Regions from separate parts of the Homo sapiens genome. Here region 1 is linked to region 2. The links are chromatin contacts, found by Hi-C or POLR2A ChIA-PET in ENCODE. All regions are on one chromosome and are shown on one strand. The core of a region is the stretch at or near the end of the contact, and the rest is flanking DNA. Distances in the headings are between cores, read along the strand shown.

Region 1 (4,811 bases), core at 1,325-3,824, 890 kb before region 2:
CCCAGGTGATTGCGTTTACTCACACCAGTGAGACTGTTCAGGTGTGTTTTGTGTCCTAACAGCTTCTGCTTCTTTGAGGCTGATTTTCTTGGCCAGACTTCCACAGCCACTAGGTTCACTCTTCTAGGGAGTCTGCAGAACTTGTTCCCAGATGTCTCTTTCCTAAGGAGGGGAAGGGAATTTGGACTGGGTGACCTCTAAAGTCCCTCTGACCTTGACACTCTTTGATGTTAGAAAAGCAGCCCAGAGGCTGGGCGCGGTGGCTCACGTCTGTAATTCCAGCACATTGGGAGGCTTGGGCAGGTGGATCACGAGGTCAGGAGTTCGAGACCAGCCTGGCCAACATGGTGAAACCCCATCTCTACTAATAATACAAACATTAGCCGGGTGTGGTGGTGCATGCCTGTAATTCCAGCTACTTGGGAGGCTGAGGCAGGAGAATCGCTTGAACCTGGGAGGCAGAGGTTGCAGTGAGCCGAGATTGTGCCATTGAACTCCAACCTGGGCAACAAGAGCGAAACTCCATCTCAAAATGAAAAAAAAAAAAAAAAAGAAAAGCAGCCCAGAGCCAGAGGTCAGAGTTCGGCGGCAGCATTGATGCTGGCCTGTTTGGCTTGTCAGTGTTAATCAGTAAACGGGTTGCTAAGACAATATTTGAGAAACAGATTCTAGTGGATTAAGGTGGAGGTGGGGTAGAAGACAGTGTTCTTTGAAGACAACAGTAGTCAGAGGGAAACATAAAATAAGTCCAGTTTAGGCTCCACCCTCTCCGGGAAGCCTTTCTGCTCTCTTGGACCTAGGTGTCTATATTCTAGGTATATATATTCCAGATATAATATATTCTGGATTTAGACCATGATGGACCTCTGACCATAGGGCTTTGCTCTTTGTTTTTTTAAAATGAAGTGTGTTTTGCAATCACCAAAGAGATTTTGATCTACTCAAGATAGTGACTTTGTCTTATGCATTTTTTTGGAAATGCCCCTTTTCCCATAGCACCTAGTTCCAGCTAGAGGCAGAGTATGTGTTTCATGAGAATTCGACTGATAGCCTGACAGTTTCCAAGGTTTGCAGCTTAAGCCTTCTGTGGTGGGCAGCAGAGGCTCGAGGCTTCCTCTCCTCACTGCAAGTCCCTGAGAAGGATCTCGAGATGGTGCTTTTCCTGAAACCCCCCTGCACCCAATCCACTGCTACTTGAGCTGAGTTCTTTCATAGTTGGTTCCCAGGAACAATCAACCAAGTATGAAAGATGGGGTGACAGACTTTTCTTGGAATGCAGGTGGGGGCTGGCTTCCCATTCTCCCTGGGGAAGTAAACACTTTCCGTATATCCTTCACCCTGACTTCCATCTGTGGTTCAGGTCCCACAGATCTCTTAAAGTCCAAGAGGGCTGTGGAGGTGATGGGTGCAAAGCTTTTCAAAATTTCATGCAAATTTTGTGATGTATACTTTTTCTAGAGAATAGGTCTATTCCTTTAAATACCTTTATGTTCCCCCAAATGTGAAGAACTACTACGTTATCCACATTTCTGCTACACAGGCTTCTGGGGAATTATTTGTGTGGGAACAAACACAGATCCTACATGAGAAATAGGGGATGAGCAGGCCATGTGGCTTGGGGCCTCAAGCTTGAGGGTGGGGCTCCAGTGTTGCTGTTTTTAGTGGCAAACTTGTTCATGACTAGTAGTCAAGGTTCAACAGTAATATTGCTTTTAAATAAAATTCCTCAACTCGCCTCCCACATTAGCCAAATCTGAGGGTAGGAAGACCACCTCAAGATCGAGGGTCCTCAAAACTGGAAAGCCGGGGCTTCACAGAGGCTCTTTGGAGAGCTTGGGCATGGCCTGGTTCCAGCAGAGAATCTGGAGCAAGTATCTAGGAGTGGTTTTCTTTTTTCAGTAAGCATGGAAAGGAAAAAGTTGGGAGAGACTTTGCCTGAAATGAAAGCCCCTCGTACAATATTGCGCCCCCCAAAATCAAACAGTGACTTTCTGCTCCTGTGGCCAGAAGAATCTTCAAGTTTCAGAGAAAGCATCATGGCATATATATATAAATTTGAGACGGAGTATTGCTCTGTTGCCCTGGCTGGAGGGCAGTGGAGCGATCTCAACTCACTGCAACCTCCGCCTCCCAGGTTCAAGTGATTCTCCTGCCTCAGACTCCTGAGTAGCTGGGATGACAGGTGCCTGCCACCATGCCCGGCTAATTTTTGTATTTTTAGTACAGATGGGGTTTTACCATGTTGGTTAGGCTGGCCTCAAACTCCTGACCTCAAGTGATCTGCCCGCCTTGGCCTCCCAAAGTGCTGGGATTATAGGCGTGGGCCACTGTGCCCAGCCCGGATCCATATTTTTGTACAACGAGAGATTCACTTTTAGCTCTCACTTTAAGCAGGAAGTGGTTCTTTCTGACTAAAAAGGGGTTTAGCTGCCACACCTTCCATTTGCTGGACAATACAGTAAGACAGAGAGAGAGTGGTTACTGGGAGTACAAGCGATAACACTGTGCTGTCATTCCTGGGGTTAGCAAGCCACAAAGACTAAGGACTACTTGTGGTTGGAAACAAGGGCCCGGAAGCCGGCGGTGCACACTGAGAGGCATCGTCTGAACAACTGGGGAAACACAAATGAGGCTCCACATCTTGATCAATCCTGTTTATCACAAGGGAAGAAATTATGACTGGTTTTGTGCTAAAGAGAAATTAAAACTGAGATCAAAAGCAGTTATACACACTTTATGTTTATTTAAAATGCACACATACATGGTACCCATGCAAAGTAAACTGTGCATAATTCTCATGGAGAGCGTTTTTTTTTTGTTGTTCTAACAGTATCTTTTGTTGTCCTCACAGGGTTGTGAGTTAAGGAACTCTTAGGTAATGTCGTATTGAGGTACCTGATTTGGTAGACACGCCAAGATGTTGAAAGTCAGTATCAGGGCTCAGAGCATGAAAATCCGGGGATCCCCTTTGTAGAACTCTGCCTTAAGAAGGCTATTTCTATCTGGGTTTACTTCTGTTACACATAGTTTTAGGATTGTGGCTACCATGTTGAGTGTTTCTGTGACCACCAAAGTTCTATTTCTCTCTGTTACTAACTCTTTGAGTTTTAGTGCCTTTGTTTAGAGAGATTAGGGGAAAAACAGATTTTTTTTTTTGTATAATTGTTGAGTAGTGTAATTTTCAAATAATAATAATAATAAGCATTTCCTATAACTTAGGCACTATTTTAGTTGCTTCACATGTATTAAATCAGTGACATTTCACAATCACATCATGAAATAGGTGCCGTGTTTATCCCCATTTTACAGATGAAGAAGCTGAGGTGCTGAGAGATTGGAAACTAGCCTGAGGGGAATAGCTAGTAAGCAGCAAGGCCAGGACGCAAACACTGGCAATCTGGTCCCTTACTGATGCCATGCTTCTCTTCAGAGCGCCCAGCCTTTCAGCAAGATTCTCCAAAAAGGTTGTAATGATAAGGCTGGTCTTAGCAGTCTCTGGGCACGGGGCTTGCTCCTGTCACTGCTGGGCAAGGGTGGGTTGCTTGCTGTCTGTGGGCTCTCTCTTGCCTCTGATGAAGAAGGGGAGGAGGTTGGTGACACAGTGTCTTAAGTCGAGCATATGCATGCCTCTGTTTAACTCCTAAGGCATCTGTGTTGGGCACATAATGACAGAGAATTAATATTCAATGATCTCTTGACTGATTTTCCGCTTGTATAATATATGTTCCCAGGCAAGAAAATTTTCGTGGTATCAAAGCAAAGTGGAAATCAGAAAATGTGAAGGTAGTCTAAATGTCTTGCAAGCAGAAGTTTGGTAGGACCAGACATACGATTTAGTTAATGGTCTATTACTTTCCACTGAAAAGCTTGTTTTATATTAAAAATGGATCATTTCATTTGAAGTACAGTTGGTCCTCTGTATTCATGGGTTCTGCAGCCAACGATTCAACCAACATGGATGGAAAATATTTGAAAAAAAAAAAATTGCCTCTGTACTGAATAGGTACAGATGTTTTTTTTTTCCTTGTCATCATTCCCTAACCAACGTAGTATAACAATGATTAACATAGTATTTACATTTTATTGGGTATCATAAGTAATTTAGAGATGATTTAAAGTATACTGGGAGGATGTGCAAGGGTTCTATGCAAATACTATAGCATTTTATGCCAAAGACTTGAACATTTGTGAGTTTTGGTATCTGTGGGGAGTCCTGGAACCAATCTTCCTCAGATACCAAGGGATGACTGTAGATTATCTGAAATAATCTATTGAGAGACCGCTCTTACGCACCTGCACTGCAACTTATCCCCCTTCAGCCACACAAACCAATGGGCACAAAACATTAAGGCACACAAACACCAAAACAAAGAGATGGCTAGAGTGGTTGACAGGGTAAGCAAATTGCCTCCTAATCTAATACATGAAACCAGCCTTGCCACACCTAAGTAAACACGCTCTTCTGATGTTGATACTGCCCTCCAGGCCACGAATGATATTGCCCTCCAAAACACAAAGCTGCAGCAAAATGCACCAAGTTCTATGGCCCAACCCGTGGGCTTTCCAACTGGGCTCTTGTGAAAAAGCAGTGCAGGTGAGGGCTGGGCTGCCAGTGGGCGCGGGCTGTCACCAAGCTGGTGCCTTTCTGGAATCTGAGGCCTGAGGCTTTGTTTCCTGGCTAGGGATATTTTCTCAGAGTTGGAAATACCCTCCCTTCCTTGCTTTCCTTCATTCCCACCCCCTGTATCTTAAATCTGTGTCATTCTCAGAGCTCTCTGTGGAACTGAAACAATGCAAGAATCTGGCCTAGC
Region 2 (4,742 bases), core at 1,477-3,976:
GAATTCAATTATACAAAGGGGAAGGAAGCAAGAGTATGCTAGGTGAAGACAACCGCACATACAAAGGTCCTGGCCAGGAAGAAGCATGGCATTCACGAAGAACTGAGAGCAGAAGGGTATGGCTGGAGCTTATGGCGTAAAGGGTTTCTGCAGTCCTACATATGTGACCCCAAATCATCTTTAATTATCAACACTTTTGTCAATGGGACCCTCCCCCTAATGACCACAGCCATTGCCTGGAATGCTCCTATAAAGGGTCAGAGAGCAAGCTTGCCTCCCCTCAATGATTCTCCAGAAACTCAATCCACAAACGTTTAGTGAAAGCCTACAGTGCGTTGGGCACTGCACTAGGTATTGCAATGTAATGAAGGGTAACAATCTGCGTTCAGGAGAGGATGCACGGCCAAATGCATAGCTATCCAAGGTCATAACCAACATACCATATTGCATCCCATTCCTACCTTAGTGGCATTCCTGGATATGGAACGAAAACAGCTTGGGTGATGTCCTAGAAATAAGAGAATGAGGAAAGTCCACTAGGGTAGAGAGGACTTGTCTGATTAGAACAGATAAATGATATGGCTGCGAGTTGCGAGATGAATGTAGGGAAATAATACTTGAAAGACATGATAAAGTCTTCACCAGTTCTGAGAAAATGGCAACTCTGAAGAGGCCAGGGGCAATAATCCAAAGGTGAATTAGAACAATGGCTGAGGAGAGAGAGAGGACAGCCATGGCCATCAGCAGGTCTTGATGACTGATCAAGACAGAGGACAAAGGTTGGAGGAATTACAAAAACTCAACTTAAAGCAGGACACCTGGGAGAGTGGTGGGATGGTAACAGAAATCAGGAAGTTGGAAAGAGGAGTTGCTTAGAGGAAAACTTGGAAAACTTTTAAAAAATATAACAGTCTGAACTTAAAGTCAAATCCTGGCTAACTGAGTGATAATAGCAAACAGGCCAGCTGGAAATGGAAGACGAGGCCTGGGCAGAGGTCAAGACGAGAGGGCCCACATGTGGGAGTCTTTCAGGAGGAGTGGTGGTCTAAATAACAAGAATAGATGAGCTCGCGAGAAAAAGAGGGGAAAGCAGAGGGCCCTGGGGAACACCCACACAACAGAGGAGAGGAAAGCACAATAGACAAAGAGATAACTTGAAAAAGAACCAGCAGAGTTCACGAACATTGAAAGTACACTTTTTAAACATAAATCAAATCATGCAACTCCCCCACCAACCTATGGGCATGACCTGGCCCCTCCCACCTCTCTGACCTGTCTCCTCTCCTCTCCCCTCCCTCACAATGCAAGGGCCATGCTGGCCTTTTGTTGTCCCTCAAATACAAAAAGTTCATTTCCACTCCAGGGCCTTCGTGCTTTCTGATCCCTCTACTAGACTGCTCTCCAGGAGATCCCAGAGAGACTAATGACACACACACACAATTCTCTGCCATGTCATAGCCTTGTATTGTCCTAACCCATACTACCATCTGAAATTCTTATTTGTTTATTCGTTTACCTACTTACTTTCTGTCTCCTACTCCCAAGTGCATTCTGCGAGAGCAGGGACGTGAGACCTTGTTTCTCACTCTCTGCTCTTACAGTGCATGGCACTAAATGGGGACTTGAGAAAATAAACACCTTAGATTAAGCAAGAGCAAACTTAGTGACCTTCATAAGATCCGTTTTGATAAAAGTAACAGCATCAAGATATGGAGAGGAAAAGAAGGCAAGAGCTAGAGACACTTATTTAAAACATGCACACCCTCCTCAGGTGTAAGCAGGAGGAACTGCTGAGAAGGTAGTATAGCTAAATCACATCTTCTATAAGGGCTGCCTTTCTGGAATATGGAAATAAAACATTTTACCTGGATCACGTTATTTCTTTTACTGAGGCTTCTCCCAGAGAAAACTCTAACCCATTTCCATCATGCCTAAAATCCTTACTTAGATGGTAAAACATTTTAAAAACTCAAACAGAACAAAAATATCGGCTACTTCAAGTTCTTTATTAAAAATACAGGCTGCACACCACCCAAATTGTGGGAGCTGTCACTGAAATACAGGAAGTGAGGCAGCATCAGACTTTAAGCACACTTGGCACTTACTTACCCACGGACCTGAAACTCACACCCACTAAGAAATTTCTTCAAAGCTGGGTGCTAGGCTGACTCTTCCTGTGGTCTTCTGTAGTTGTATATTCACCTTTGGGCCTTTCCCCAGAAGCTTATCATCTCAGTTGTGACAGTAGGAGGGGGCACCATAAAGTGGCATTGTATTGAGAGAAGAGGGAACTGTTTCTTTCAAAATGTGAAATGGGATGAAGCTAATGGAGGATTTGTAAAATGTTTGTAAGTCAAAGGTTTTGCTAAAGTCTGAGAAGCTTTTCCTCTCTGCTCCTGCCAGAACTACCAAGCAATCTCCTGCAGCAGCTAAGGAGCTTCAGACTTCCCAGGAACTGACATCTCGTGGCTGCTGGCCAGGCTGGGTAAAACAGTTACCATGGTCCTCTCTTTGCTCTATGGCTAGAACTGCTGCTTTGGAATTTGTTTGCCCCCTCAGAAGGAAAACAGGAGACAAGGCAAAGAGATAAAAGCAAGGCCATTCAGAGAGGATAGGAAAAGGTCAAGTTAAGTTAGTAGAAAACAAAAGCCAGCAAAGAAAACCAACTTCAGGGAGCACAGATTAACTGACAATGGCAGAAACACCCCAGCAGGTGGCAATCCTCTGAGATGCACATGCTGCTGTGTTTTAAATAAAGACACAAGTAAAGTTAATATAATTCGCTAAAAACAAATTTGCACAAAGTAAACACGTGATCTAGAAGTTGCATTCAGGCAAAAGCCCTGCCCGATTCCATTGGCTAAGCTAGACTTAGCTGTACTAACCTGTTTTGAAAGACACCCTTACCTACCACCCTCTGACACCTGAGCTAATGAAAATTTCTATTATTTTGAGCTGGGAAGAACTGAATGGAGCAAATGACCATCAATTAATAGGTCTGGCTTCTTGTGAGCAAATGAGCTTCAGAAGGTCAGGGCTTGCCTAGACATAGTTACCAGCAGCATCCTCTAGTGAGATAAAAGAAAAGAGAGACCCTTTAATTTAAGGTCCATGAAGGAGCCCCATTCATGTCAGAAAGCTCAAAGGCAGTTGCAGGACAGGAAAGGATAAAATGGTGCCTTTGAGTACTTGGTCAATGAGGAAATGGAGATGTGGCAGAGCAGTGGGGAAGGTCGTTACCAGTGAAGGTCGGAAAACCCCAGGCTTATTGTGGGATCTGCCACTAACAAATTTTCTGAGTCAAAAAAAATTATTCTTATGACTTCTAATAGAGCATTTTAAAATCCAGAGTGTCAAACCAGCTGAGTTAACTTAGTCAAGCCAGTCAATCTCCCTCTTGGAGACTAATCTCCTCATCAGCAAAGTGAGGGTGCCCAGGCAAAGGTCCCCAAGATGCCCTCATAGACTAATATTTCGAGTTGATGGGCATGAGGCCAGTCATAGGTAGCCCACTGGGGGATGGAGGGCCACCAAGAGAGAAGGGCAGTGTCTGGAGGACAGGATTTCCTTCCACAGGACCCAAAAGCCACAGGGAATCTGCAGGGATCCGGAAGAAGGCCCCTGCTGGGTGACCCCAGAACAAAGCCACCAAGTCACTTACTACCTCAATAAGAAGCTGCTTCCCTGAGCTGGGGAAGAGTCCATCCAGACAACTTGGGCCCTGTCCTCCGGCCCTCCCTGCAGAAGGCTGGGACCAAGGGGAGCATGCTCCACCAAGTATTCATGGAAGCTATACCAACATCCAGAAATTAGAAAAGGCTGAATAGGATAGAGTTTCCCCCACTACCTCTAGACATCAGATTATACCTTCAACACCCACAATGAGCCCAGCAGCAACCAACATTCTTGGGACCAAACACAGCAGGAGACAGTGACTCAGAATAAAAGAATAATATAAACATAAAATGCTAAGGGAATAGCGAAGTATCTTAGATCCAGCTGGAAACAAGCTACTGAAGCAAAAAACTCCCACTGCCCAAATGGTTATACAATTTGCAGCCTCCAGAGAAAAAAGTGATTACACTCTTCTCAGTCAGTGGCTATGATTAACATGTCTGCACAGCACCTCAGAAGGGTGGAAGGGAGCAAGAGCCCACACACACAGTCTCACACATGCACCCTCTGCAGATGTTAAAAAAAATCTCCACGGATTAGTCAAATTCTGACTAATAGATGCTCATATTAGTCAGAATTTGAGAAATGGGAGAAATAAAGGACACTTCTAACCCTTCACCAACTTAATCAACATACAAAATTTAACATCCCTCCTTTCTTTGCACAATGAAAATGAGAACATAATCCCCAGCTACATAATTATCAGTTATTAAAGCTAAAGAAATAGACATTAAATATTTCTGAAAGTTGCTGAATAAAATGTCAACTATTAGATCTCATTTGCAAAGCAATCCACTAAAATTTAAAATATGTATGCCCTTCATCCAGCAATTCTACTCCTAGGAATCTATCCCATAGAGATGAAAGTATCAACATATAAGGACATATGGACAGGATGTCTGGTGAATAATTGTTCATGATTGCCAAGAACTGAAACAAAGTGAATGGCCATCAATAGGGAATGAGCTTGACCCATACCTATTCATTAATTAGAGTGAGTTTGAGCTATGTCTGATGGCTTATAGGAGTTTATACAAAGTATCACTGAGTTGGAAAAGATACAGAAG

What was found. Hi-C counts contacts between places; a loop is a spot of excess contacts on that map. ChIA-PET counts read pairs that join two places held with the same protein, here RNA polymerase II (POLR2A). Pooled maps may share reads with other maps.
Region 1: a loop to region 2 is called in a pooled map, with 6 times the contacts of the local background. The contact joins two enhancer-like sites. A Hi-C loop is called at or near these places in 2 of 37 single-sample maps with no recorded cell type and 6 of 50 pooled maps. POLR2A ChIA-PET finds 5 or more read pairs at or near these places in 1 of 52 experiments (GM10248).

Annotation. Positions count from the first base shown.
Region 1 is chr5:74,577,039-74,581,849 of GRCh38, reverse strand. No RefSeq gene overlaps it. Among named protein-coding and RNA genes, the nearest start is that of LINC01331, 43 kb to the right of the region's middle. RefSeq lists enhancers at 4,336-4,505, 4,716-4,811. Within about 2 kb of position 2,574, at least 4 of the 41 ENCODE cell types and tissues checked have a DNase peak (open chromatin) inside an H3K27ac peak, as active enhancers do.
Region 2 is chr5:73,691,700-73,696,441 of GRCh38, reverse strand. All of the region lies in intron 2 of ARHGEF28 (Rho guanine nucleotide exchange factor 28), which reads right to left. Among named protein-coding and RNA genes, the nearest start is that of ARHGEF28, 68 kb to the right of the region's middle. RefSeq lists an enhancer at 2,336-2,960. Within about 2 kb of position 2,726, at least 7 of the 41 ENCODE cell types and tissues checked have a DNase peak (open chromatin) inside an H3K27ac peak, as active enhancers do.